Regions from separate parts of the Homo sapiens genome. Here region 1 is linked to region 2. Evidence: read pairs that join two places in POLR2A ChIA-PET (ENCODE). Cell type or tissue: PC-3. All regions are shown on one strand. Each heading gives the region's core, and the rest is flanking DNA. Links, peaks and the distances in the headings are about the cores only. Region 1 overlaps MIR4280HG (MIR4280 host gene). Region 2 overlaps LOC101929380 (a long non-coding RNA gene).

Region 1 (15,171 bases), core at 3,390-11,389, 52 kb before region 2:
TTGAGACCAGCCTGGCCAACATGGCAAAACCCGATCTCTACTAAAAATACAAAAATTAGCTGGGCGTGGTGGTGGTGGGTGCCTGTAATCCCAGATACTCGGGGAGGTTGAGGCAGGAGAATCACTTTAACCCGGGAGGCAGAGGTTGCAGTGAGTCGAGATGGTGCCACTGCACTCCAGCCTGGGCGACGAGAGCGAAACTCTGTCTCCAAAAAAATAGAAATAAAAATAAATAAAGTCACTGTAGAACCTGTCATCTTATGCTAGAAATAAATATATGTGTCTGCTTTGCCAAAAACAAAAACAAAAACAAAAACAAAAAAACCTAGAAATACACAAAGGTGCCTGGAGTCAAGAATTATTCAGAAGATACTTAATAAACAAAATCTCTTTTAAGCAAGCTCCAGTTGTACTCCTGAAATAATCACTTTGAAAGGATTCCTGGTTGCAAGTTGGAGACGTTAGTGGAAATGAAATACTAAACCACTATGTAGCTAATTTCATCTTTTGAAGTTCCTTAAATAAGGGTCCCCTTTTCTCCTGAAACACTATTTTCCTTCTAGTCTTATTGGTATTTTCAAACACACACCTTCTGGTAGACTGCAAGCCATCCAAATGAAAGAGTTATGTGCTAGCCACTAATGAATACCCCAAGCACCCAAAACTACACATTACTTTGATTAGTTGTTCAATATTCTTTTGATTTATTTTAATAAAGTGATGGGTAAATTCCTGAATATTTACACAATCAACAGATACTTAAATTAGATGAATTAAATTAATAAGAAAATGGATTTTACTTCGAGAGTAGAGAGAACTATTGAGAGGTTTCAGATACAGTCAGTAAAATCTAGAAAAAAATGAAGTAAGAGGTGGCTTGTTAAAATAAGTCTCAAACCACTATCCTAATTGAGGTGTCATTAGTTCAGAAAAGGATCACACAAACACCTAGCTTAATAGCTTATAGGCTTATGAACTTTATTCACTTTAGTAAGAAAAAGAATCTACCTTTGAAAACAATTTTTAACTATTTCCCCAATGTTAATTTAAAGGCTTTCATGTACATTTAATTTTCTACACTAATATAATATATCCAAGACAAAGAAGAACCAGGAGGCACTAAGTTGAAAAAGACAATTCTCAACTATTTCAAAGGGAGAGCAAAGGGATAGTTTCTACATAAACATTAATTTCATTCAGTTGATCGCAATATGATATTTTACCTCTCACCTTTCCTCCTCCTTGGAATTTTTGCTCCATCCTTCTTCATGCTTTGGGTAGAATCCAAGCCTATCACAAGATTATTAGGAAGGGTTCTGAAAATTCATGCCTCTAGATGAGAGGGGGAGAAAATCTTTCAAAGTCTCAATATTAATTCAGAATCTTAATTCTGAATCTGAATTAAGTCATTTAAAAATACTTATATATGTAGCAATCATTTCAGGTTCTTAACAATAAAAATAAAGGCTAAATTATCTTTCTCAAACAATCTGTAAGATACAGAAACTGATTGGTGCTTATGCATTTTCCTGTCTCTCTAAAATTATAACTTCCCAAACCTTCTGATTTTGTCCCAGAAAGGTAAATTCAAAGGCCTAGTCTCTTGCCCTTGGCATTAATTTGAGAGATGATGCAGACATCTTCTCAAACATATATTCCTTTCTAACATGTCACAAAGCAGATTTAAATGGGTACAACTTCAAAGCCAAGCAAAAAAATTAAATGTTCATACTACAGATTGAACATCTAAAGAGATTTTAAGGAAAGTTCCCTTTGAAAATTCTGCCCTTGAGAGAGAGTTCGCTTTTCATCACACATTTAGATTTTCATACTTGCTACTTTCACAGAGCATTCTGAAACTATTTCTCCTCTTGTGGTTGTAGTTTAACACTAGATCTAATAGCAGAAACCACTTTTTTCTGCTTATCTTAAGCAGGAGCGCAATCTGAATAAATTAATTTTATTTCTCTCCTGTTGGGGAAGTTCAGTCCAAATATCTATAAACAGATTTCCAAGTTGCATCTCCCATATTTAGATTTAAACAGTTCATCCATCACAAATACAGATTTGAAAATTATGTCCACAAATCCATTAAAGAAGTTTATTACATTCCATTTTGAATGACTGCAATTTGTTGGAACAGCAAGTAGGAAAACTAAACATGTTTGCATATACCCTGAAAAATTACATAATCTGAAAATTCTATTTTACTGGCAATTTAGTAATACATTATACCCATTGCATTTGCAGGAACTATGAAATGTAGCATTTCATAAAATGCTGAAGTTTTCTGAAATAATAACGTTAGATAGTAGCTTTAAAATTTTGAATAACACTAGCCATAGTCTAGCACCTTGCCCTCTGCTATGTAAGTTAAAGACCACAATTTCTCCTAAAGTGGCTTTAATGACATCAGCTGAAATTGTAGCGAAAAAAGAAAAGGAAAGAAGAAAAGCAAATAACAGTGAAATAAATAAATAAATCATTCCTGGTTTAACGATGTAAAAACAGTAATGAATTTCCAACTGAAGCGTCTCCAGAGTTAACATAGGACAAAGAAACAAAACTCTGTTACATAGAAACATCTTTTATATTGATGCTATGAAGTGAAAACTAGAAGCCACATGAAGGTAAACTATAAGCAATCGCAGAATCACTAGCTGCCTCAATTACATTAAAAAGCATTTATTAAATACACTATAGATGACATGGAATGGTCTTAAGAGACATCTGTGAAAGACAGTATCACTTCAGGATGGTTTAAGATAAGCAAATTCCAGTTAGCTGATATCAGTTATTTTGGACAGGAAAAACATATTGAAAAGCTGTATCATTAAGAGTCAACAGTATTATCTACAAGAAAGATGCTCTGAAAAGTCAGATTTTTAAGACTTAGCACTTGCAGTTTATGAAGTGGTAAGAAAGGATTTAAATTTAAAAAAAAAATGTTTATAACAGCTTGAAAGTCAATTGAAAGAACTAGAATTTATGTAGAGTTCCCTGAAGGGTATTTTGTTTATCTATTTCTAGGATACATGACCTTCAAACTTGTTTTTAGCCATGGAGCCACTTACTCAAATGAAAAAGATTAGCTCTGATCTCTAGAGCTGCCTTACTGTTGGATAATCTTCCAGTTTCAGACCATGTGCATCCTTAAAATCCCTAATTAAAATTCTCATCGGAATAGTGGGAGAAAAAAATGACATGAGGAGAAAGAGAGAGGTCATGGCAATCTTGATTGTCATTGTTGCTGGCTATCTTAAATGTCTCTGGGGACAATCTAACCCAAACCCCACTTTCAATTCCTTGTTCCACTTCTCCACTCCATTCCAGCTAATCACACCTGAGGCTGCAACCAAGTTTTTTTTATTTTCTGGAATGGCAAAATCTCAAAAGTCTTTATTTTTCTTATCATTCTCTCTGGCCACAGCACCCTTTCCAGATAACTCTGCCATTCCCCACACTAGTGTTTCTGCCTTATGAATACAATTATTTCTTCAATGTCTAAACTTCCCTGATGCATCACTGCTATCCGTAACCTAAATAGACCTCATAAATCACTTAAACCAGTGCTTTTGAATCATTTGCATAGCATGATAGAAAAAATAATATTTTAATTAATTTTAACATTTTATTTTAATATTTTAAATGCTCAAGGCTACTTATGCCAGTGGAAGTAACTAGCCTGAGAGTTCTGGCTCCTCTTGCCATGCTCAGCCCTTAGAGGGCTAAGAGGAGCTTTATCTCAGCATCTAAGTGTGCTACAGCTACAAAAGACATTGTGAGTTTTTGTGGAGGAAAATTTTGGGAAGCTCTGACTTAAACTACTTTTTACTAGGACCCTCAACTCCCTTGCCTCCTTATTCTCCCAAACAACCTGCCCTCAGTGCTAGAGCAACATATTCAACTATGGATTTCTTCTGCTCTTCAACATAAATTCTTGAGCATTATGGGGAAAAGTCACATGGTAAGGGGGACTGGTACCAACACAGGGTCTTGGTCTCTAACTTTGGATAGGTTCTGAAGATCAGCTGGCAATCTTTTGGTGAGCTCCTAAGCAACTCCATCTCCGATGCCATGTAACAGCCTTTTAAACCTTCACCATTCTCTTGAAGATCTTAATCCTAAACCCTCAAAGACTCTTAGGCCCCCCTTCACAGAAAAATAGAGGGTATTAGGTAAGTGTTCTTTCAACTCTTGCTCTCTCCCAGAAAGACTTGTACCTGAATCCAGGAACTCCATCTTCTCTCAGGATTCAGTGAAGACTTACCCAAATGCAGGCTAATTCCTCCTACACACTCTCTAGATCCTACTTTTCTCTGAATTCCTTGAGGAAGCCTTCCCATAAATTATCACTTCATTTACTGAATTTAAATGCAGCCTGTCTATAAGCTGTTTCTTAGTCTGATAATTATGTTAAAATCTTTCTTAATTCTACATTTCCCTATTTCTCTTCATCCCACCATAGCCAAGCTTTGTGAAAGGATCAAGTGACATTCATTATCCTCTTCACCTCCTATTTACTCCTGAAATGGAAATGTTTCGCCTCCCTTCAATTCACTGAATCTGCTCCTGTCAAAATCACTAATAACCTCCTAATTTCTCAACCCATTGGACGCCTTCCAGTCTTTAGCCTCCTGAACCCAACTTCGGCCTTCAAGACTTTTGACTCACTTTTCAAACTCTCACCCTGCTTGCTTTCTGTGCTATGGTTCTTTTCTGATTTTCCTTCTATTTCTCCAGATGCTCCTTTTCAAAATCTGTTGTGAGTCCCTCTTTTTCTACCACCACTCTTTTTTTAAAACTTAATATGCTCCAGATTTTATTATGAGCCATGTCTTCTCACTTTAAATACTTTCTCTGCAGTTCTTATCTAACCTAGTTGTAAATGCCCACTATAGGCAGGTTAAAACCTTTAGTTCTCTGTCTCTATCATTAGAATGTAAACATGTTGAGGGTAGGGAATTTTTCTTATCCCTCATTGTATTTTTAGCATCTAGCACATATTATGTGATCAGTATATATTTGTGGAATGAGTGAAGGAATTTTACATCTATATTTTTATCCCAGATGTTACTTTTAAGCGCCAGGATAGTTATCACATTGCCTACTTTCTGTTTCCGTTCAGATGTTCCTCACATGTCTCAAGTACATATTTCAGCCCAACCTCATCACACTTCTATATGTTCCTTATGGTGTTCAGATAACAGTCACAAAGTGGGTTAGTAAGACACAGTGATCACCCAGCATTCTTATCATGATGTAGTTTGTGGTTCTCTGCTATAAGAATTAACAGCTTGAAATGGAAAGTATAATGCAAGAATAATATTTCAGAATTTATTGATTCATACAAGGATACAAACATAACTCTTGAAAATATATCTAGGGCTTATTAATCTTGTAGTTTGGCCATACACTCACATCTTCCTCTATTTGAGCCTCCTGAAACTAATTTCAGCCTTTTGATTTGATTTTTGATCTGTTTAGAAGGACTGTCATATTTTCTCAACTCCTTCTCTTCCTTTACAATAATAGATGAGCTGCCAGCTCCTTCTGGAGGCCTTGGGTTTTGTCTTCCTCTCCCGAGTCTGGAGTGAATCCACATGCTACCTGTTCAAAGCTCTGAAGGCCTGCCTGGCTCATAGAATGTATCACCTACTATAGGAACTACCTGTTGATTTCTTTGTTTCCTGTACTACTTAATGAGCTTCTAGAGGACCAGAAGGTTATTCTGTTCTTATATTCTGTATGCCCAGAGAGAAGCATAGTGCCTGGCACAGAGTAAGTCCTTAATTAATAAATTTGGGTAAATAATGCTGGCAAGATGAGGGTTTTGTTAATGGGAGTGAGTAGAAAGAATAAAATTATACACAATTGAATGGATCATTAGGTTAAATCATATGTTTTAATTCAGAATATAACTTATTTGCCACCGGGCGTGTGGCTCACACCTGTAATCCCAGCACTTTGGAAGGCCGAGGCAGATGGTGATCACCTGAGGTCAGGAGTTCGAGACCAGCCTGACCAACATGGTGAAACTGCATCTCTACTAAAAATACAAAAATTAGCCGGGCGTGGTGGCGGGCGCCTGTAATCACAGCTACTTGGGAGGTTAAGGCGGGAGAATCCTTGAACCCAGGAAGCAGAGGTTGCAGTGAGCTGATATTGCACCACTGCACTCAGCCTGGACAACAAGAGTGAAACTCCGTCTCAAAAAAAAAAAAAAAAAAAAAAAAAAATATATATATATATATATATATATATCTTATTTGCTTATATTTGCTGATCTTCCAAAGGGATCAATAAACTCATCATCTGTAAGCTTAATAAGGATAAGAATAATGAAGGAGAGTTCTTTAATCCAGCCAGTATCATAGCCACCTCAGATTTGGCCACTGTTCTGCACAGCTCCTGAATGTGACAGAGTAGGTCTTCACCTGCATTTTCCTTGGCACTCTCCTTTTTTGCATTTCCATGTTTTCTAAGGCTTTTTGCCTGAAATGTGGTCCTGATGACTAGAATTCTGGCGGCCATTGTGGAGCTTTAAGAAAAAGGTGAACAGAATCACAGGAACTTCTGCACTAACATTTTTAAGCCATGAACAAGCAACTACCTACCTCTACACTTCTTATTACAGGAGAAAAATAAGTCCTGATGTGCTTAAGTCACTATGACTAACAATAGTCATATTCTTAGCTAATAGAATAGCCAACTACATAATATTATTTTAAATGTTTTGAGACATTCCTATCACCTGCACTCCTACCTCCCCACATTCTTACTGGATTCCCTCAACACACACACTGACACAGCACAGCACACATACCCACCCATATACACATATCCCATTCATCAGTTGGCCAAAGCCTGAAATTCCACAATTTGAGACTCATTTTCTTAATTTTAGTCTTTGATCTGCTTCAAAATATGAATGACCTTTGAATTAGTAGCACTTAACTTTAGACATTCATCCTTCCACAAACTTTTATAGCTTGTTTATTGTGTTGCCTGGCACTCTGATATGTATCTGAAAGTAAAGAAGATACAGTCACTGCCCTGAGGAGATTATACTCCAGTGATAAAGTCATTCCCAGGCCGGACACAGTGGCTTATACCTGTAATTCCAGCACTTTGGGAGGCCAAGGCAGGTGGATTGGTTAAGCTCATGAGGTTAAGGCTGCAGTGAGCTGTATTCTGGCCACTGCACTCCAGCCTGGGTGACACAACAAGACCCTGCTTCAAAAAAATATTAATACAATAAAAATAAAGTTATTCTCAAAAACTAACATTAAAATAGAGTCTCTGTGCTTGGAAAGAAGCATTAGCTTGTATTATTGAGGCACAAGAAAGGCATATCAAATTCATTATGGTGGGCAAAAGAAGATTTCCCAGAGGAACTTTCATTTTAGTTGAATGATCAGGACAAATAAAAGCTGGAGAGCTATTTGTTCAGTGGGAGTGGCAGTGTGCAGGGAAAGCATAAGAGGGAAGAGATCAGCAGGGGGGAATTCTGGGCATGGTAAGCATGGGAAACAACACATTTCAGCCTGACTGACCCATAGGGTATACCCACAAGTGTGTTGTAGGAGAGAAAAAGGAGGAGTCTTATATAAAATTTTATGACTTTAAACTTATGCCAGAACTTAAAGAAAACCATGAAGTATTCTAATATATGTTACAACATGATTAGATTTGCATTTTTGAAAGATTCTACTTTTCAGTAATGTGCAGAAAGAAATACAGAGGGATAAGTCATGAGACAATTAGTACAAAGTGGTTTATCTCAGAAATCCAAGTAAACAGTGATCAAAACCTATAGAAGTAGCAGAAACCATGACAGTATAGTTGGTAAGGGGGCAATTATTAGGAAATACTTATGAGATCAGATGGACACGACTTGGTAAACAACCAGATTGAAAAGTATAAAAGCAGAGGAGTTGGGAATGCTACCTAAGCTTCTCACTTGACCAATAATAATATTTATAACTACCCATACTAAAGCTTGATTTTTTATTTGAAACAGGGTCTCACTCTGCTGCCCAGGCTGGAATGCAGTGGCACAATCATAGCTCACTGTGACCTCCAACCCCTGTGCTCAAACAATCCTCCTGATAGGCTCCCAAAGTGCTGGAATTACAGGCATGAGACACTGTGGCTGGCCTAAAATTTTAACATATGCCAAATAAGTAGAAAAGGTGACATTTGAACACAAGCCTCTATGACTCCAAAGCCTGACAGATAAGTCAGCATTGCCTGCCAATGCCAGACCACTGACATTGCCATATATCAAAATTACAAAAAAGCACTTTGGGGATAAATAACAGAGAGGACAGTTTCACCTTATTCACTTTTTTCACTTTTGCATGTTCTATATGAAGACAAAATCTTAACATAAAATTTCTCACTGTATTTCCAAAATCTCAACTCACTATGGGTGCAAACACTTTCTGATAGAGACATTAGAGGCTTATAAATAGTATATGTCCAGCTCAATTGTGTAAAATCCCATAACAGAGACTTAGATATGCCTGGATGGGGTTAAATGTAAGTGATCGGTTTCAAAAGGCTCTTCTGAAAAATAACAAATATGCTGGTGCCAATGATATTTCATTTTGTTCTCACTTCTTCCCTTGCCTCATCAAGTCTGAATTTCCAGTCATTAGTTACTATGGAATGTGGACTTCTCTCAAATGAGGTTTCAACCTGACACCATCACTATTTCACCTTTCCATAGCTGCAATAATTTCAGGCATCCATATAATAACCAACACTAGAGATGTGTAAATAATCTGCCACAGTCCGTCAGTGATTAGGATTGTTTGTCTAAAAATGTCCTTAGGTCAGCTAGCAGGATGCTGTTCTTCTAACCTCTTCCCATTCTGCTTTTTGTTTTTATGTCATTTGCTCACTTCTCACAGGATGTGAATTTGACTGCAATGTCACAGAACCGTTAAGAACTTTGTAGAATTAAGACCGTACAGCACAGCCCATATTTCATTCATCCTTAATCCTCAAATGAAGTCTGTTAATATTTATAAAAGATGTCTACATTAATGATTCCTTCTTCTTCAAAAGGCAACTTCTCAGTCATAAAAACTTGGTTTACATTTTTTTCCTTATTTTTCCTCAGAGTGACACTATTTATAAGAAAAGAAAAGCTGGTTCATGCCAAGAAGAATGGAGGGAATCCTTGGCTGTCTAAATTTGCTAATCTCATGAAATAGCAAATATTTGAAACCGCTTCAGCTGATCCCCAATTTATCACACCCATGCAGACAAAAATCACTGACATTGAAAGTTATAATCCTGCACAATCTTATAATGCATATTTTGTTCACTAGACTGATAATGAGTTCTTTTTTAAAGTATCACTGATTCAGCCACAAGTCACTGGCTGTCAAAAAATGGCAGATTGCTCTTCTGATAAAGTGACACCATACGAAATACATCTTTGAACATAGGCTGCTTTTTAAATTGTAGAGCTCACACCTAAGGAAGCAATACCATTAATTGGAAAATGTCTTAAGATCACAATGTGTTGCAACAATGGAGTATCCAGTTATGGGTTTTGGACAACAGGAATAAAAGAAAACAATGTTAATTTTCTATTCAGTCCAAACAAACCATTAAGTACTTTGTTAATGTGTTTAATTTTTCTTTCCCCAGTCCAGCAGTAGCACAAATGCTGCCACTCTGAAACTTTCTCTATTGTAGTAAGATTCTTGTTATACAGTTCTCTGGCTTCAGTTCTAACACATTATTTTATTGCCTCCGTTACTTAAATATAATCATTACCACTCTTCCAAAACTGCCATGAGGCCTGCACTGCTTGGAAGGAGAATGAGGGTTTGATTTCCTTTGGGCAGGAGAGGGAAACTGGAGAAATCCTATTTTCTCCAGTTAGACTCACCAACCTGCATGTCCTATATGACAGACAGACTCCTGCTGTAAGGGTCTAGATTCAGACTCTTTCCCCCACATTGCTTGTTTGGGATCTTCATCAGTCCCAAAAGAGGCACACTAAATGTCTTATCCTGAATGTAAAATTTAAGTTGAAGCAAAGAGAAATGAGAAGGATGGTAACATCTACCTCACCAGCCAGACCAGTTGAATATATCCTGGAAATGAACAAGGGGTTAGTGTTGTAGCCAAATCACTTCACATCTCTCTATTTAATCATTTTCAAATGCAATGCTTTAGGATTTACCAATTCTAATTTGAAAACAGCTGTATTCTCCCATCAAAGGTATCTAACTCGAAAATCAATTTTGGTGAGGATTGCTAAATAGCACAGCTTGTGTATTTATCACAGGGCAATAGTAGTAAAACTCATGCACATAAATTGAAATATGGCCATTCTCATTTCTAAAAATACAAGTATTGGGCTGGGCACAGTGACTCACACCTGTAATGCCAGCACCTTGGGAGGCCAAGGCAGGCAGATCACTTGAGGTCAAGAGTTCAAGACCAGCCTGGGCAAAATGGTGAAACCCCATCTACTAAAAATACAAAAATTAGCCAGCATGGTGGTATGCACCTGTAATACCAGCTACTTGGGAGGCTGAGGCAAGAGAGTTGCTTGAATTCGGGGGGCAGAGGTTACAGAGAGCAGAGATAGTGCTACTGCACTCCAGCCTGGGTGACAGAGGAAGACTGTCTCAAAAATTAAAAATACAAGTATTAAATGCGTTCTAGTTATAATACTTTCTATGTTTCAACATTTCTAACTTATCTTTCCTAATTTTATGGTAGAATCCTCTAGACGTTCATAAAGACAAAGATTACCCATGGAATTCCCTCCCAGTGTTTTCCTGGGGGGCTGAAAATGAAAATAAGCAGAATTAAAGTTAATATCTCACGAGTTTCATCTTTTGATGAAGACCCAGCCAGCCGCAAACATTGCTTCTCCCCTCACCCCCATCCCAGTGCCTCCTAATCAGTCAAGGACTCAGTTCAAAGTGTCTAGTTCAAGACAAAAGGGAGTTTGAAACATTTATTCAGAACCAAAATGAATGTATCAAGTTTGGTTTTTGCCAACTGTGCAAATCCTTTTCAGTGCATGCAACATTTATACTGAACCAGCCTAACAGGCAAGGTCCCATGTCAGATCCTGTAGAGGCAATACAATTGAATGTGTAGACAGGAACCTAGATTTAGCAGGGGAATACCCAAGTATGCAAATAACTGCAATAAAATGATATGCAACTTTCAGCTCTCAGGTTAAATATTACTTCTTCAGAAAGGCTCATCTCTTCCTAAATCTAAATGAATCTTCTTTGTTAGCATTTCTCTTATACTTTTGTTTTTCTTCATAACAATTGCCACAATATGTTATTATATATTTACTTCATATTAGTTTGTCTCATATGTCTTCCCCAGTTAAGGGTAAGTTCAAGAAGGCACATTTTTTTTCTCCTTTTTCTCACTGTTACTCAGATTAACACAATGATTGTCACTGTCAAAAGAAAAAATAAGCAAATGAATGCAAAAACTTGATTCAATTAGTGAGAGTGAAGTATAAATAAAATGCAGTTAATTGATTTGGGAAGCCTTAGGAAGATTTCATAAAGGAAGGGAAATTTCTGTAACTAGGATTTCAATATTTGAAAGGAAAGGAAAAGAATGTATCCCCACTGGCTAAAAGAAAACTATAAACAAAAGCAGAAAAGGGGAAAGTGCAAGGCTAGATTCCTAAATGAGCTAATAAATATCACATGCCAGATTTGTTTTTCTATAGCTACTTACCAAAAAGTACATTTTAATTTTAAGATATTTGGGTCTTGATTGTTCCACAAAATCTATACAAGACTCTAAAAGAAGCATTGTTTTTAGCAACTGAAAACACCATGAATAGTAAAATCATTAAAAATAATGCCACCAAAGGAAAAAAATTTCTGATATTTATTAGGACATCATTTAGGACACAAAATGCTATGTCAGTTTTGCCTGCAAAGTAAGAAATTTCCTGCATTTTTGGTTGATGGCAGGTAACCTGAAAGAAATCACAGCATTGGCAAAATAATTGAACATCCATGTGGCATTAAGATTACAATCTAAAAGTATATACACACCAATATATAAAAGAATATTTTGTTAAGAATGGGGACACCTTAGCTTCATAAGAATAATCCATTTGAATTTGTAAGTCTTGATCCAGCTTAGAACTCTGAATCTTATTATCAAACTTCTTAGATGCTTTTTTTCACCCTCTTCTAAAAGAAATTAAAATACCCTATTTCCATCTGGATTACAAAAACAAAAATAATGGCCTTTTCACTAAGTTTAGTGTTAAAATAACAAATTAGTATGAGAACACCATGTGTGCCATTGCTACTAATGTATTTGAAAGCTTCAGAAATTTATCCAGACATATTTACTAAGAAACCATTTATTAAGCAACTACCATGTGCTACATACTGTGCTAGAGCTGGGCATATAGTCATAAATAAGACAACAAGTCTTGTCCTTTTGGATATTACATTCTACTCAGGTAAAACAGTAGCAGTACAGCACAACACAGATAGTACAGGCAGTAATAAAAATAATTACAGATAGTGATAAAGATCCTAAAGAAAATAAGACAGTAATAAAATTATATTAGACCATGTACAATCAAGGGAATCATCTAAGTATTTGAAACAAAGATAATGAATTAGTGGAAGAGCTTAAAAGTCAATTAGGACAGTGAAACTTCCCAGAGATTAGCAAAAGCAGAATGTCCTTACTACTCTTAGGTTGGAGGAACAAAGGAAGGAGGTCATGTTACCAGTTTCTAAGGCTTGGGGTCATCTGGAAGAAGCTGGAATCACAGTACAGGTGGAATGGAAGTGCAATGGAAGAAGTGGAACCACAGTGAAGGTGGGAACTGGAGGCATGAAGAAAACACAGGTAGTGCTGGAGGCACCATTAATAACTATGGATAGCATTTTCTCCTTACAAATGTATGGGGTAATCAATACACATACCAAACAACAGGAAAAAAAATCTGTTTTAATTATAAAAAGTTTTAGGGAGCACTAAATGAACTTTTAAATTATCGTATATCATATATTCATTTCTTCAGGAAGTAGTTCATAAGAATCTGCCATGTGCCTATACACCATGGAATACTACGCAGCCATAAAAAAGGATGAGTTCTTGTCCTTTGTAGGCACATGGATGAAGCTTGAAACCATCATTCTGAGCAAACTTATCACAAGGACAGAAAACCAAACACTGCATGTTCTCACTCACAGGTGGGAATTGAACAATGAGAAAACTTAGACACAGGAAGGGGGACATCACACACCAGGGCCTGTCATGGGGCTGGGGGAGGGGGGAGGGATAGCATTAGGAGATATACCTAATGTAAATGACGAGTTGATGGGTGCAGCAAACCAACATGGCACATGTATACATATGTAACAAACCTGCACATTGTGCACATGTACCCTAGTACTTAAAGTATAATAATAAAAAAATAATAAAAAAAAAGAAAGAAAAAAAAAGAAACTGCCACGTGCCAAGCATCATAGCAAGTATTGAGGATCCAACTGGGATACGGTACTAGTCATGCACCTTGACCACCTAAAAGTTAGTAATTGGTGATAATATCATTGTAATTTCTAGGACAGCTATATCAATGCTTTGTATGTAGTAGGTGCTCAATAACTGTCAAATGAATGAACAGGAATTTCATTTATTTATTTCATCAAAATGAATAAATTCCAGTTATTGGTAACTTTCAATAACTAAAAAAGTATATTAGAATATTCGACCGGGCGTGACCGCTCACACCTGTAATCCCAGCACTTTGGGAGGCCGAGGCGGGCAGATCACCTGAGGTCAGGAGGTCAAGACCAGACTAAACAACATAGACAAACCCCATCCCTCCTAAAAATACAAAAAATTAGTCGGGCGTGGTGGTACATGCCTGTAATCCCAGCTACTCAGGAGGTTGTGGTAGGAGAATCGCTTGAACCCCAGAGGCAGAGTTTGCGGTGAGCCAAGATCGCACCATTGTACTCCAGCCTGGGCAACAAGAGTGAAACTCCATCTAAAAAAAAAAAATTCAGCAAGCAGGTTTAAACAGAAAACTGACTTTATTCCCTTAAGGTATAATTGTTAAAAGAGTTGAAATGGTTCCTGAAAAATAGTACATCACTGAGAAAAAGACGTAGAAACATTTAAAAATTAAACCTTTGAGCAGATTTGGAAAAGAAAAAGCAAAACTAAACAAAACAAAAGCCTAACTGGCTTCTTCCGTAATAGGGAAGTATTGGCTATTACTGGGGGAAAACAGTACAACCACCAATCCGATAATCAAGTACTTGTTAAGACCCTTATATAAAATGCTATCATTTTAAACAGTGTGATTTAATGTGGAAGCAAATTAGCATAACATATAGAATAGAAAGGATATTGTCAGTTATCTTCAACATGTCTCTGCAAATTATACCCAAAATTCACTTAATAAGAACTTTTAAGATATGTAAATATGCCAAAGATCTAGTGTTTTCTATGAGATTATATACTTTTTTCTCATTTACCCTACTCTCATGGCCTTTCATACATATAAACATTGTCTAGCATCACGTATTGATCGGCATATAGTTGGGGATAAAGTGACAATCTCTTCTTATTAGCTATGGTATGATCAGTAAGCTAGTTATCCAACAATAATGCTTACTATAGTAATGTATGAATGTCTTGAAACCTGAAATTCTCTAAATGTTTGGTGATCTAAATATTAAAACATTATATTTTTTGAAGAACCAAGCCAAGATTAATGAAAGAATAACCAAATAAATGGGTCTATATGCCAGTCTTGTGCTAGATACTGGAGAATACTATATAGAAACACTATCTAAAAACAATGATGAAAATTTTAATTTTCATAATTTTACATAATTGTATGCTAAAATTATTTTTTTAACTCACAAGAGAGAAATATTCCACCAAATCTAGTCAAATATCTGCTTATCTGAGGAAATAAAAAGAGTTCATTGTATCCAGATTTAGGATAAATCTGTTACTGCAAGCAGAGGCATCTGTTGTTACTAGCATTGTGTGTGTGTATGTGTGAATATGAAGTGAATATGAATTTTACTTTCATAAGCTTTTTTTTTTCATCTAATTTCCAAATTCACAGTTGTGGTGAGATTTAAAGGGAATGAGTTCTCCCAAAACTCT
Region 2 (15,171 bases), core at 4,849-12,848:
TAAGAACATTCACAGATGTACATCACATGCAAATCTATGTAGTAGAAACTGTGACCAGCTCTGTACCTTATTTGGTTTTGTCCCTGCTGGATTCAGCTGCCCCTACCCTAGCACTGGCATAATTTTGCCATCAATGGAAAGAGTATATTCATATCAATCCCCTATTAGTCAACAGAATAATTAGCTGTCATCAAAAAATAACTCAGTCAGCTGGGCATGGTGGCTCATGCCTGTAATCCCAGCACTTTGGGAGGCTGAGGAGGGTGGATTGCTTGAGGTCAGGAGTTCAAGATCAGCCTGGCCAACATGGTGAAACCCTGTCTCTACTAAAAATACAAAAATTAGCTGGGCGTGGTGGTGCATGCCTGTAATCCCAGCTACTTAGGATGTTGAAGCACGAGAATCGCTTGAACCTGGGAGGCGGAGGTTTCAGTGAGCTGAGATCGAGATCGTGCCACTGCACTCCAGCGTGGGCGACAGAGCAAGACTCTGTCTCAAAAAAAAAAAAAAAAAAAAAAAAGTAACTCTGTTAGTAAAATCTGTAACACTCTCTAATTTAGTAAGTATAGCCTGCAAAGGTAATCCATACTTGCTTTCTTCCCCTGCTTCATTTCCCACTCCCCTCTTCTCATATCCTACTGTAACATCATCTGCATAGAATTATCTTTCTAATCCATAATACGCCATACTCTTTCATGATTCTGGGTCTTTGAAAATATTATTCTTTTTTTCTCTTCAACTTTTAAGTTCCGGGATAGATGTTCAGGATGTGTAGGTTTGTTACATAGCTAAATGTGTGCCATGATGGTTTGCTGCAAAGATCAACCCATCACCTAAGTATTAAGCCCAGCATCGATTACTACTCTTCATGATGCTCCCCCTCCCCCTAGCCCCACTCCTGATGGGCCCCAGTGTGTGTTGTTCCCCCTCATTTGTCCATGTGTTCTCATCGTTCAGCTCCCGCTTATAAGTGAGAACATGCGGTGTTTGGTTTTCTGTTCCTGCATTAATTTGCTGAGGATAATGGCTTCAGCTCCATCCATGTCCCTGCAAAGGACATGATCTCCTTCCTTTTTATGGCTGCATAGTATTTCATGGTGTATATGTACCACATTTTCTTTATCCAGTGTATCACTGATGGTCATTTAGGTTGATTCCATGTCTTTGCTATTGTGAATAGTGCTGCAATGAACATACGTGTGTGTGTATCTTATAACAAAATTATTTATATTCCTTTGGGTATACACCCAGTAATGGTATTGCTGGGATTAATGGTATCTCTGCCACAGCAGCTTTGAGGAATCACCACACTGTCTTCCACAATGGTTGAACTGATTTACACTACCACCAACAGTGTATAAGTGCTCCCTTTTCTGCAAAACCTCACCAACATCTGTTATCTTTTGACTTTTTAATAACAGCCATTTTGACTAGTGTGAGATGGTATTTCACTATGGTTTTGATTTGCATTTCTCTAATCGTCAGTGATGTTGAGCTTTGTTCATATGTTTTTGGCCACATGAATGTCTTCTTTTGAAGTGTTTGTTCATGTATGTACTTTGCCCACTTTTTAATGGGATTGTTTGTTTTCTTCTCATAAATTTGTTTAAGTTCCTTGTAGATTCCAGATATTAGACTTCTGTCAGACGGATACATTGAAAAAAATTTCTCCCATTCTGTAGGTTGTCTGTTTACTCTGGTGGTTTCTTTTGCTGTGCAGAAGCTATTTAGTTTAATTAGATCTCATTTGTCAATTTTTGCTTTTGTTGCAATTGCTTTTGGGGTTTTCATCATGAAATATTTACCCATGCCTATGTGCTGAATGGTATTGTCTAGATTTTCTCCCGGGGTGATTATAGTTTGGGGGTTTACATTTAAGTCTTTTTTTTTTTTTTTTTCTGTGAGAATGAGTCTCGCCCATGCTGGAGTGCAGTGGCACGATCTTGGCTCACTGCAAGGTCCGCCTTCCAGGTTCATGCCATTCTCCTGCCTCAGCCTCCCAAGTAGCTGGGACTACAGGTGCCTGCCACCACACCTGGCTAATTTTTTTGTATTATTAGTAGAGACGGGGTTTCACGGTGTTAGCCAGGATGGTCTCGATCTCCTGACCTTGTGATCTCCCCGCCTCGGCCTCCCAAAGTGCTGGAATTACAGGTGTGAGCCACCGTGCCCAGCCCATTTAAATCTTTAATCTATCTGGGGTTAATTTTGTATAAGTTGTAAGGAAGGAGTCCAGTTTCAATTTCCTGCATATGGCTAGCCACTTCTCCCAGCACCATTTATTAAATAGGGAATCCTTTCCCCATTGCTTCTTTTTGTCAGGTTTGTTTAAGATCAGATGGTTGTAGGTGTACAGTTTTATTTCTGAAGTTTTCTGAGTTCTCTATTCTGTTCCATTGGTCTATGTATCTGTTCTTGTACGAGTACTATGCTGTTTTGGTTATTGCAGTCTTGTAGTATAGTTTGAAGTCAGGTAGTGTGATGCCTCCAGCTTTGTTATTTTTCCATAGGATTGTCTTGGCTATTTGGGCTCTTTTTTGGTTCCACATGAACTTTTTTAAAGTTTCTTCTAATACTGTGAAGAATGTCAGTGGTAGTTTAATGGGAATGGCATTGAATCTATAAATTACTTTGGGCAGTATGGCCATTATCATGATATCGAGTCTTCCTATCCATGAGCATGGAATTTTTTTCCATTTGTTTGTGTTGTCTCTGATTTCTTTGATCAGTGGTTTGTAGTTCTTGAACAGGTCCTTCACTTCCCTGTTAGCTGTATTCCTAGGTATTTTATTCTCTTTCTAGCAATTAGGAATGGGAGTTCATTCATGATTTGGCTCTCTGTTGCCTGTGTTGGCGTATAGGAATGTTAGCAATGTTTGCACATTGATTTTGTATCCTGAGACTTTGCTGAAGTTGCTTAACAGCTTAAGAAGCTTTTGGGCTGAGACACTGGGATTTTCTGGATACAAGATGATGTCATCTGCAAACAAGGATAATTTGACTTCCTCTCTCCCTAATTGAATATCCTTTATTTCTTTCTCTTGCCTTATTGTCCTGGCCAGAACTTCCAATACTATGTTGAATAAGAGTGGTGAGAGAGAGCATCCTTGTTTTGTGCCAGTTTTCAAGGGGAATGCTTCCAGCTTTTGCCCATTCAGTATAATATTGGCTATGGGTTTGTCATAAATGGCTGTTATTATTTTGAGATATGTCCCTTCAATACCTAGTTTATTGAGAGTTTTTAATATGAAGGGAGGTTGAATTTTATCGAAGGCCTTTTCTGTGTCTATTGAGATAATCATGTGGTTTTTGTCTTTAGTTCTGTTTATGTGATGAATTACATTTATTGATTCATGTATGTTGAACCAGCCTTGCATCCTGGATATGAAGCCAACTTAATCGTGTTGGATAAACTTTTTGATATGCTGCTGGATTTGCCAGTATTTCATTGAGGATTTTTGCATCGATGTTCATCAGGGATATTGGCCTGAAGTTTTCTTTTTCTGTTGTATCTCTGCCAGGTTTTGGTATCAGAATGATGCTGGCCTCATAAAATAAGTTAGGGAGAAGTCCATCCTTTTCCATTGTTTGGAATAGTTTCAGAAGAAACTATTGGCCTTGGCCAGCTCTTCTTTGTACCATGTTGGAATTCAGCTGTCAATCCATCTGGTCCTGGGTTTTTTTTGGTTGGTAAGCTATTTACTACTGCCTCTATTTCAGAATTCATTATTAGTCTATTCAGCGATTCAATTTCTTCCTGGTTCAGTCTTCGAAGGGTTTATGTGTCCAGGAATTTATCCATTTCTTCTAGATTTTCTGGTTTATGTGTATAGAAGTATTCTCTCAGAGTTGTTTGTATTTCTGTGGGATCAGTGATACTATCCCCCTTGTCATTTCTGACTGTGTCTTATTTGATTCTTCTCTCTTTTCTTCTTTATTAGTTTAGCAAGCAGTCTATCTATTTTATTACTTTTTTTGAAAAAAGCTCCTGAATTCATTGATATTTTGAAGGGTTTTTCATGTCTCTGTCTCCTCCAGTTCTGCTCTCATCTTGGTTATTTCTTGTCTTCTGCTAGGTTTAGGGTTTGTTTGCCCTCAGTTCACTAGTTATTTTATTTGCGTTGTTAATTTGAGATCTTTCTAGCTTTTTGTTATGGGCATTTAGTGCTATAAATTTCACTCTTAACACTGCTTCAGCTGTGTCCCAGAGATTCTTGCTAAAAGAAGCACTAAATATGGAAAGGAAAAACCATTACCAGCCATTACAGAAATACACTGAATTACACAAACCAGTGACACTATGAAGCAACCATATAAACAAGTCTGCAAAATAACCAGCAAGCATCATGATGACAGGTTCAAATGCACACAGAACAATATAACTTTAAATGTATGTAAATGGACTAAATAAATGCCCAATTAAAAGACACAGAATGGAAGCTGGATAAACAGTCAAGACCCATATCAATGGTAACAGTTTTCCCTTTCCATATTTAGTGCTTCCTTCAGGAGCTCTTGCAAGGCAGGCCTGGTGGTGACAAATTCCCTAAGCATTCACTTGTCTGAAAAGGATTGTATTTCTTCTTCACTTGGGAAGCTTAGTTTGGCCAGATATGAAATTCTGGGTTGGAAAATCTTTTCTTTAAGAATGTAGAATATTGGCCCCCAATCTCTTCTGGCTTGTAGGGTTTCTGTTGAGAGGTCTGCTGTTAGTCTGATGGGCTTCCCTTTGTAGGTGACCTGGCCTTCCTCTCTGGCTACCCTTAACATTTTTGTCTTTCATTTCAACCTTGGAGAATCTGATGATTATATGTCTTTGGGTTGATCTTTTCATGAAGTATCTTACTGGGGTTCTCTGGATTTCCTGAATTTGAATGTTGGCCTGTCTTGCTAGGTTGGGGAAGTTCTCCGGGAATGATATCCTTTTTCTTTGTTTGTTTGTTTGTTTGAGACAGTCTCACTCTGTCACCTAGGCTGGAGTGCAGTGGTGTAATCTCAGCTCACTGCAGCCTCCCAGGTTCAAGCAATTTTCATGCCTCAGCCTCCTGAGTACCTGGGACTATAGGCGCACACCACCACACCCAGCTAACTTTTTGTATTTTAGCAGAGACAGGGTTTCACCATGTTGTCCAGGCTGGTCTTGAACTCCTGAGCTCAGGCAATCCACCTGCCTCAGCCTCCCACAGTACTGGAATTACAGGCATGAGCCACTGTGCCCGGCTCTCCTGGAATGACATCCTGAAGTATATTTTCCAACTTGGTTCCATTCTCCCCATCTCTTTAAGTTACCCCAATCAGTCATAGATTTGGTCTTTTTACATAGTCCCATATTTCTCAGAGTTCATTATTTTTCATTCTTTTTTCTCTATTCTTGTCTGCCTGTCTTATTTCAAAAAGACAGTCTTCAAGCTATAAGACTGTTTCCTCTGCCTGGTGTATTCTGCTTTTGATACTTGTGATTGCATTGTGAATTTCTCATGTTGTGTTTTTCAGCTCCATCAGGTCGGCTATGCTCCTCTCTAAATTATTCTGCCTCTCAGCTCCTGTATTGTTTTATCATGATTCTTAATTTCTTTGCATTGGGTTACAACATGCTCCTTTAGCTCAGTGAAGTTCGTTATTACCCATCTTCTGAAGCCTACTTTTGTCAATTCAGCCATCTCAGCCTCAGCCCAGCTCTGTGCCCTTGTTGCAGAGGTGCTGCAGTCATTTGGAGGAGAAAAAGTACTCTGGCTTTTTGAGTTTTCAGTGTTTTTGCCTTGATTCTCTTGTGGACTTATTTACCTTTGATATTTGAGGTTGCTGACCTTTGAATAAGGTTTTTGTGGGGTATTTTTTATTGATGTTGTTGTCGTTTTCTGTTTGTTTGTTTTTCTTTTAATAGTCAGGCCACTGTTCTGTAGGGCTGCCGTGGTTTGCTGGGGGATTGCTCCAGACCCTAGTTGCCTCAGTTTTTCCCTTACCTGGAGGTATCACCAGTGAAGTCTGCTAAACAGCAAAGATGGCAGCCTGCTCCTTCCTCTGGGAACTCCCGTCCCAGAGGGGTAACTGACCCAGCCTGGATGCTCCTGTAGGAGGTTTCTAGAGACCTTTGTTGGGAGTCTCACCCAGTCAGGAGAAACAGGATCAGGAGCCTGCTTAAAGAAGCAGTCTGGCTGCTTTTTGATAGAGCAGGTGTGCTGCATCAGGGTGACCTCCCTGGACTCTTCAGACCCAGCAGGCTGGAAAGGCTGAGGTGACTGTACTGCAGAGACATAAGCTTCCCCCCTCCCCCTGGGGGCTCCATCCTAGGGAAAGATTAGAGTTCTGTTTGTATAACTCTGGCTGGAGTTGCTGAAATTCCCACAGGGAGGCCCTGCCCCGTGAGGAGGGATGGATTCAGGTCCCACTTAAAGAAGTCTGGCCACGATCTGGCATAACAGCTGTGCTATTTTGTGGGGGACTCCTCCTTGTCTGACTACCTGGAATCCCAGGAACCAGCAGGCTAGAACAGCTGAATTGACCTAACTGCAGAAATGGTGGCAGCCCCTCCCGCTGGCAACTCGTCCATTTCAGGCAATCTCCAGCCCACTGCATTGTCGAACCTGAATTCCAAGCCAATGGGTCTTAACCTGAGAGGTGCCACGGAAGTGGGGCCCACAGAAGGATGCCGATTGGCTCCCTGGATTCAGCCTCCTTTCTAGAGGAATGTATGGATGGAACTCCCACCTTGCCAGAAATCCCCGGGCTAGAGACTGTAAAACTCCTGGGTCTCGGCCGCGCACTGTGGCTCACGCCTGTAATTCCAGCACTTTGGGAGGCCGAGGTTGGCGGATCACGAGGTCAGGAGATTGAGACCATCTTGGCCAACATGGTGAAACCCCGTCTCTACTAAAATACCGAAAAAAAAAAAATTAGCTGGGCGTGGTGGCAGCTGCCTGTAGTCCCAGCCATTCGGGAGGCTGAGGCAGGAGAATAGCTTGAACCCTGAGGGTGGAGGTTGCAGCGAGCCCAGACCGCGCCACTGCACTCCAGCCTGGTGACAGAGCAAGACTCCGTCAAAATTAAAAAATATATATATATACACATATATATGTGTATATATATAGTATATGTATATGTATATATATGTGTATATATAGTATATGTATATGTATATATATGTATATATATAGTATATGTATATGTATATATGTATATATATGTGTATATATGTATGTATATATGTGTATATATATGTATATAATATAAATAAAAATAAAAACCTGGGTCTCTATGTGAGCCTGAACGACAGCTCTGCTGAGACTCCACACAGCTCTGTGTATCGAACACAAGGCCCTGGTGGTGTGGGCTCACGAGGGGATCTCCTGATCTAGGGTTTGTAAAGATCTGTAGGAAAGCATGGTTTCCCGGGTGGAGTCAGGAAAGCATGGTTTCCCGGGTGGAGTCACGCCATCACTCACTGCTTCCCTTGGCTGGCGGTGAGGGTTTCTTTGCCTGCGTGCCGCTCCCACGTGGACCGTCACCCCACCCTGCTTTTCTCCATTTTCTGTGGGTCGAGTTGATTGCCTAGTCAGTGCCAGTGCGAGAACCTGGATATTTCAGTTGAAGACGCCAGATTTACTTGCCGTTTTCATTCTTCTCTGTGAGAGCCGTGGAACACAGCTGCTTCTTATCATCCGTCTTGGCCCCTCCCCCCAAAATATTAATATTATTCTTTTTCACCTAGCTGCCTTTTCCTTTCTGAATCAGCTGGCAAACTTCCTAACATCCTTCAAGATCCAGTTTCAAAGTCCCTTTTAACAGTGGCTCAAACCTGTAATTCCAGCACTTTGGAGGCCAAGGTGAAAGGATCACTTGCACCCAGGAGCTCAAGACCAACCTAGGGAACATAGTGAGACCCTGTCTCTAAAAGCATAAAAATTAGCCAGGCATGGTGGCACGTGCCTGTAGTCTCAACTACTCAGGAGGCTGAGGCAGGAGGATCATGTGAGCTCAGGGGGTTGAGGCTGCAGTGAGCCATGACCACACCACTGCACTCCAGCCTGGGCAACAGAGCAAGACCCTGTCTCTAAGTAAATAAATAAATAAAAATAAACAATAGAATCTCCATCTCTAGAAATTCTCCTTTATTTTGTCTATTGCCTTCTCCTGTCTGTGCTCTCCTGGAACTTTAGCGATGTCTCTAACACCTATCGTACTACACATAGAATTTATTTATATGTCTGTCTGTCCAGCTAGTCTGTGAATTCTAGCACCTAGAGCAATACCCAACTTTCAGTAAACAACAGATGTTGACTGGATGGTCTGTGACTGAATGAAGGAAATAGCGTAAGAACCTATGCTTTTCCTCAAATGCTTTACAGTATTAGTTCAGACTTGTTAGTTTATGCATATCTTTGGTGTAACTGACATAACTGTTCTTCATGAAGTCAAATAAAGCTGAAAACCTTAATATGTATCTAACAGGGAAAAAATCTATTTGGGGTTACTGGGACTGTAGAATTGTTGAGTTCCTAGGACTGAAGGTCAGAAACCACAAAGAGGTAGAGGAATGGGAAGGAAGTGACTAAGAAGGGCAGCATACTAACTGGTTAACTGTTATCATCACAGAAACCAACAGTAGCTCTGATTTACATTAAGTTGCTTCAACTCTAGGAGTAGTCTTGATTTCTTGGCAGATTTTCTTCTTAGATGACAGTGCTTGGCTTTCTGGCCCTTGACATTAGTAAGACCTTCTCCTGCTGAGTCATTTGTTGCAGTTCTCTCTGGCATCGTTCCTCTATGGATTATGTATTTCCCCTTCCTATTCATTAACATTGTTTTCTTGATAGATTCTGCAGCTATTGTCATTACAGTTGTAAGTACCCTTTGCCCTTGGAAATTACATGGTATGGTTAATGAATATTTTGGTTGAAATGTTTTTGTGTTACATTTTCTGATTTATTCTTAAAAATTATCTTAAGAATAAGAAATAAGAATAAAGAGTAAAAAATACATTTCTAAGAGCAAGGACCTTTGAAGTGCAGCTATTAATGTTAATAGACTTTATATTTACAATAAAGATCTCAACATTTTAAGTGAACAAAATTTACTGAGGGAAAAATAGAGTAATAGAAAAATCTTATTAAGGATGATTCAATAAGCCTTTCAACCAGCATATTCCTGGCATACCCCTATGTGCAAGAAACAAAGTTAAATAACAAAAATGTCCTAACTTGTACTTCTTCACAATCTACAGGAAATACTCTAATTGTAATGCAAACTAATAAGAGAAAGCATTATAGTCTATGTAATAGGTATGAATCTCACCTTACAAACTTACATGTATAATAAATATATTTATTATTTTCTGTATTCATGCTTAATTATTTTTTTGTACCAATCCCCATCTTCCAGACCAGCAGAAAATTGATTCTGGTAATTATTTGGTCTTTCTCTCTCATCCTCTTACCTGGGTGATTGGAATGGGAGAGAAAGAAGAGTGTTATTGTTCATTGTTTGCCTGTTTGCAGGACTCCATAGGATCGGGATCTGTGTCCTGCAGGAGAAACAAGAAGCTCTTAAATGGCTGCAGATGGTTTTCTCAGCCTAAGTTCCCAGTCTACTGGGAACTTAGTGGGTAGAGGGTGCCTGGCCATAGAGAGGCAGAGTCGTCAAATGTATGCAGCCCTGGTAAGATGACTTTGGCATTGCTTGGACTCACATCCTACGCACACCGTATCTGTGTGTGGTCTTGTGCAAATTTTTAAAAATTTCCTCAGCTTTAGGTTTGCATCTGTAAAGTGGAGATATGTATATTACCTACCTCACAAAGTTGTGGTGAGGACAAAACGAGCTAATTTAATATAAATTGCATAACACAATATTTGGCACATAGCAGTACTCAGGGAGAGTTAGCTGCTATCATTATCTTGCTGTTGTTGTTGTTACTGGAAACTGATACCATCATGCTCAAGGCATTACCAGAAAGAGTATATAGGTCCCCTTTGATCTTGGGATCTCCAGAGTTCTTTCTCTTCCTCCTTTCTCTAGCCAGGGAAATCTTTGTAATCTAGGACAAAGGCCCTATGTTGTTTACCACTTTCTTCTAGATTCTCCACCTCCAGTTGCATATCATTTTATCTTGATATTTTTTCCTAGGGTCACATATCAAAATGTCCTCAATAGCATTAGGTTAGTTGTGTTTTCTTTGTTTGTTTGTGTTTGGTGGAGGACCTTCTTCTACAAAAACAATGGCCCAGGGCCCTCCCCTTGCTTGTTTTGGGGGAGGAAGAAAAAAGGGAAAATACAGAAAGAAAAAACCATTATTTTGTATTTCAAAATGTTATTTAGCCACACTGATGCAAAGTGGTAAGAGACATTAAAATGAAAAAAAATTAACTCTCTTTGGGGAAAGAGGAAAGAAATCTCTCTGAAGGAAAAGAAAAATTCATTCGTTCTCCAATGTTTTATCTGTAGTCTTGCTGAGTGCCTGGTACATTGTAGGCATATAATACATTTTCGTTGGATAAATGAAATAAATTCCTGTAAGAAGAAATAGCATGGACAAAATTATGAGCCTTAAAAATATTTAAGTGTTCAGAGAAGTAACAAGTAGATGGAAGCACAGCTTTAAAGGATGAAGGGAGAGAAAGAATGCATGCAAAAATAATAGATTTTTTTTTTGAGACAGGGTCTCACTCTGTTGCCCAGGCTGGAGTGCAGTGGTTCCATCTCGGCTCACTGCAACCTCTGCCTCCCAGGTTCAAGTGATTCTCCTGCCTCAGCCTCCCGAGTAGCTGAGATTACAGGCACACACCCCCACACCCAGCTAATTTTTGTATTTTTCATAGAGATAGGATTTCAACATTTTGGCCAGGCTGGTCTCAAACTCCTGACCTCAACTGATCTGCCTGTCGTGGCCTCCCAAAGTGCTAACTTACAAGTGTGATCCACTGTGCCCAGCCTAGAAATTTTAAATGCTTTAAAACTAACCAGTGTGAACTCAGTGGTCTCCCTAAAATGCTTAAATTTTTCCCATAACAGAAGTATAGATTTAAGCAAGGGAGTGACAATATCAGTTATAAATAATGGGGATTATGGTACAAGACTAGATGCAAGAGAGAATAGAGAACTAGCAAGTTCTGCAGTGGTCCAGAAAAGAAGATTGAATTGTTGGATATAATCACCTGCTCCTCTGTAATAGAATTATATATCCACACTCTTGCCACAGCCTTGCAGAGAGGAGGACTAAGTGAACTTCCCCGCCCCTTCGCACTGGGCTCTGCCATGTCTTCCTTTGACCACAGATGCTAGTGGACATGACTCAGGCATAAGCTTGAAATGTGCTTGTGCCATTGGGCTAGCACTTTGAGCTCTGGGAGCACTTTTACCTTGGGGAGAACATGCCTCAGTAAGCCACTGCCCTCGAGCCTAGGCCCCAGAATGAGACACATGCTACAGGCCTGAATCCAAAATGCAGCCTGTAGCTCAGGGACTCAACTCTAGAGTCAAGCCTCACCCAAATGAGACTCATGAGAATGAAAAGATGTTGTTCTAAGGTAGCCACTGAATTTTAGTTTCCTATAGGGTACTCTGGATTCCAAAACTTGAGATCTTTAAAACTCAATACCCATCTCTTCACACTGCTGTCTCTGCCCTTGACAGTGCTTACAAGACCATTCAAAGTTTTGAGAAAGTTCTACTTTGTTGGGTGGAATCCTTGAGGAAGCCTGTTACTTTGTTCCTAGAAAAAAAATAGAATAATACCAACCAATTATTTGAAAGAAAAACCTGAACTCAATGAAATAACTGCTATGCAAATGCTCACAAAATGAAAAGGTAAGGTTTTGTAATATAAATTAGGGAATTTATCAGAAGAGTTTCCACAGATTGTGTTTAGAAAATGTTTCTTTTCACAAAATGGGTTTCGGTCATACTGTAAACATCAATTACTAAATATTTGCAGAGTTGTTGTCTAACTCTATGAATTCTTGAGCTGTAAAGCAAAGATGGAAAGAATGGTACAAAATGGGTTTCGGTCATACTGTAAACATCAATTACTGAATATTTGCAGAGTTGTTGTCTAACTCTATGAATTCTTGAGATGTAAAGCAAAGATGGAAAGAACGGTACAAATGTCTTACAGGCCCAATCATGCCATCACATCACGCTACCACCAAGAAGCTGGACTGGCTAAGCAGTACACAATCACCTGGTCAGCTGCATTCCAGTGAAACCTTGCTCAAAGCAGAAAAATCCTGTATTGCAGTAAAGCGTTGCTTAAGGCAGAAAAACCCTGTTGGGCTATGGTGTTGTGGTGTTTTTTGATGGCTCCTAAAGAGAGCACAACTTAGCTAGGTGGGAAGTTTTCCCTGAAGAGAGTGTAAATTTTCATGGTCAATCATTCTGAGTGAGCTCCAATATTGAGGCAGAAAATGAGGACCCAGGCCTTAGGTTGGGGTGAATGGGAATCTTCACTTTGGACTAGGGGTTTCTGCTGGACTCTGAGTCAGACACATGCTGGGACTTTCCTGGTAAGGAAATGTCAGCCAGCCTCAAGCTGGACCAATAAGAAATCTGAGGTTCTGTGTATTTTAACAGTAGCCATTTTTATAGCAATTGTAAGTTACTCTCTTTGTCGCACTTTCCTTCATGATGCCTGAACCTTTAATAGTTTAGTTAACATTTTATCCTGGTCTCAATTGTGCTATGGGGAGTAAGGGAGGAGGTCTACTTTTTTCAGGTGGAGAAGAGCAAGTGTCACTCTTGCCTGAGATCAGAAAGGCAGTAGTGGTGGTGGTCATTCTTGGAGGAAAAGGGAGTTGAGACCATATGTTTAGTGGTCTCAGGAGGCCGGCCAATGGCAGAGACAGCAGTGTGATGAGGAGGCCACCTGCTCCTGAGCATATGGGAGGCAGTACCCGGGAAAATCCTCAAAAGTTAAGAAGTCTAATTTCCAGTGATTAGGCTGGTATGGGCTCAAGCTATGATAATTTTGGAATTAAAAGAAAACATGATCTTAATTTATAGTTACTAGCTGGTAAAATCTGGAACACTTGGATTACAGAAATTATTGCAAAATATTTTTCAGATTTATAAAATACTTTTTCTTTAAGATGTAAAATGAAAGAAACCTCACAAGAAAATTTTAAAATCACAATCCAAAATATGATTCTCACAGATAAATATGTTTTTCACTTAAAAAAATTTTATCTTTGTAAACAATAACTAACTTGTATGGCAAATTACCACTTACCTGGACATATGGAAGGGAGGTAGATGATGGGAGGTTTTGTGGGGACCATTAGTAAGAAGTTACCTTAAAAAAATGCTTTTCTTGATGCCAAGAGCATATTAATGAGACAGAGGAAATTATATTTTTGGCTTTTTAATGATGCATTTGGCTTCTCTCTTTAAAGACTACTCTCCTAAAATTAAAACATTAAATTTGGGGGGAAAATGTATACTTTCAAAAAATGCAGGGCATTGTCTTTTGGTTAATTATTTATAGCAGCTTAAAGTCACTTCCCTTGCCAAGTAAATTGAAGAATTAGATTGAGGGGGAAAAAAAAAAAAAACCTTTGTCTCCCTGTTCAGAAAAAGAATGTATGTCTGGTGCCTTTCAATGAAGTTAGGTTTTAAATGATATTCTTTAATATCATTTAAAATATTTAAACTTGAAAATGTGGCCAGGTGCAATGACTCACACTTGTAATCCCAGCACTTTGTGAGGCCAATGTGGGTGGATCCCTTGAAGTCAGGAGTGGAAGACCAGCCTGGCCAACGTGGTGAAACCCTGTCTCTACTAAAAATACAAAATTAAAAAAAAAAAAATTAGGTGTGGTAGCACCCCTCTAATCCTAACTACTCCAGAGGGTGAGGCAGGAGAATCGCTTGAACCCAGGAGGTGGAGGTTGGGTTACCCAATCCTGCTTGGGTAACAGAGCAAGACTCTAAAAAAAATTTTTTTAAAGCTTTTTTTAAACAAAACTCCTGACGTTTTATTTATTCATTTCTAACATTTATGAAATAGAAGACTTGACAGATTTTTCCATGCGTATGGTCCTTTTGCTTTGCTAAGAGTTCTTAAATGAAAGTAAGGATTAGTTTCAGTATAATGTATGATAAGAAAAGAATATTTACTTCTATGAAATCTTTAAGAATAAAGACATTCATTGGGCACTCAGTACATTACACTCTTTTGTAGTACCCTGATATGCACATTTTATATTCAGAGCCATCTTTAGTATCCTATATAACAGAACAATTTGGTGATATATAAAATAAGAAAATAATTACACTAGTTTTCTAAGATACACATCCTTGTTTTTCATAGAAAAGATAATACAAACCTTACAAAAAGACGTTTTTTTGTTTTTTTTTTTGTTTTTTTTTTTTTTTTTTTTTTTTTTTTTGAGATGGAGTCTAGCTCTGTCGCCAGGCTGGAGTGCAGTGGCGCGATCTCGGCTCACTGCAACCTCCACCTCCCGGGTTCACACCATTCTCCTGCCTCAGCACCCCGAGTGGCTGGGACTACAGGCGCCCGCCACCACGCCCGGCTAATTTTTTGTATTTTTTTAGTAAAGATAGGGTTTCACCATGTTGGCCAGGATGGTCTCGATCTCCTGACCTCGTGATCTGCCTGCCTCAGCCTCCCAAAGTGCTGGGATTACAGGCGTGAGCCACCGCGCCCGGCCGAAAAGTCATTGAATCTTTTAAATGTGCTTTTAAATCATTCTTAAGTGATCCCAGCTCTCAACATGTCAAAAATAGGACTATCATATGTGGAAGGGCATATGGAGACATTTTTCCTTCTCAGAAAATGGAGTAACAACGGTTAATTTGGAATTTTAAGTTCTTAAGTTCTTAATATACATTTTCTCTTGAGAATCAGTATTACTTTCTTGCTTTCATTCACAAGCATAGTCCAGGGCTTCCTCTTGTTAATGTATATATATTTATAGAACATAATGAAGCCATGCCCGATTAGCCCTGGGCACTTGCAGGGCCTGGTCAGAATGGTAAACAACAGGATGTGGGGGACCTAACTCCTCAAGAATGCCAACACCCTTCTATCTAGAGGGAAAAATAAGCAACCTGTGTGCACTACTAAAAATAAATTAATTTTATTTAAAATCTATTATTTGATCTACAAAAATGGCACAAAAAATTAAATATTTCTCCTAATATAGGATGTATTAAAATGTT

Evidence for each region. Peaks named below come from ENCODE experiments on the same cell type or tissue, not always from the same donor. Only the 100,000 strongest peaks of a DNase experiment are listed, where the experiment ranks them.
Region 1: POLR2A ChIA-PET joins it to region 2 with 10 read pairs; 5 of 35 experiments call an interaction of 5 or more read pairs at or near these places.

The regions. Positions count from the first base shown.
Region 1 is chr5:87,092,681-87,107,851 of GRCh38, forward strand. All of the region lies in intron 1 of MIR4280HG (MIR4280 host gene), which reads right to left. It also overlaps the pseudogene RN7SKP34. Among named protein-coding and RNA genes, the nearest start is that of MIR4280, 15 kb to the right of the region's middle. RefSeq lists a silencer at 9,238-9,438. In PC-3, for the core only: no CTCF peak of the experiment used is centred there; DNase peaks (open chromatin) are centred at 7,011, 7,061 and 7,481; H3K4me3 peaks cover 838 bases; H3K27ac peaks cover 2,734 bases.
Region 2 is chr5:87,143,128-87,158,298 of GRCh38, forward strand. The region is part of intron 2 of LOC101929380 (a long non-coding RNA gene); the gene reads left to right. Among named protein-coding and RNA genes, the nearest start is that of MIR4280HG, 29 kb to the left of the region's middle. RefSeq lists a silencer at 8,472-8,672. In PC-3, for the core only: no CTCF peak of the experiment used is centred there; DNase peaks (open chromatin) are centred at 7,754 and 8,624; H3K27ac peaks cover 1,041 bases.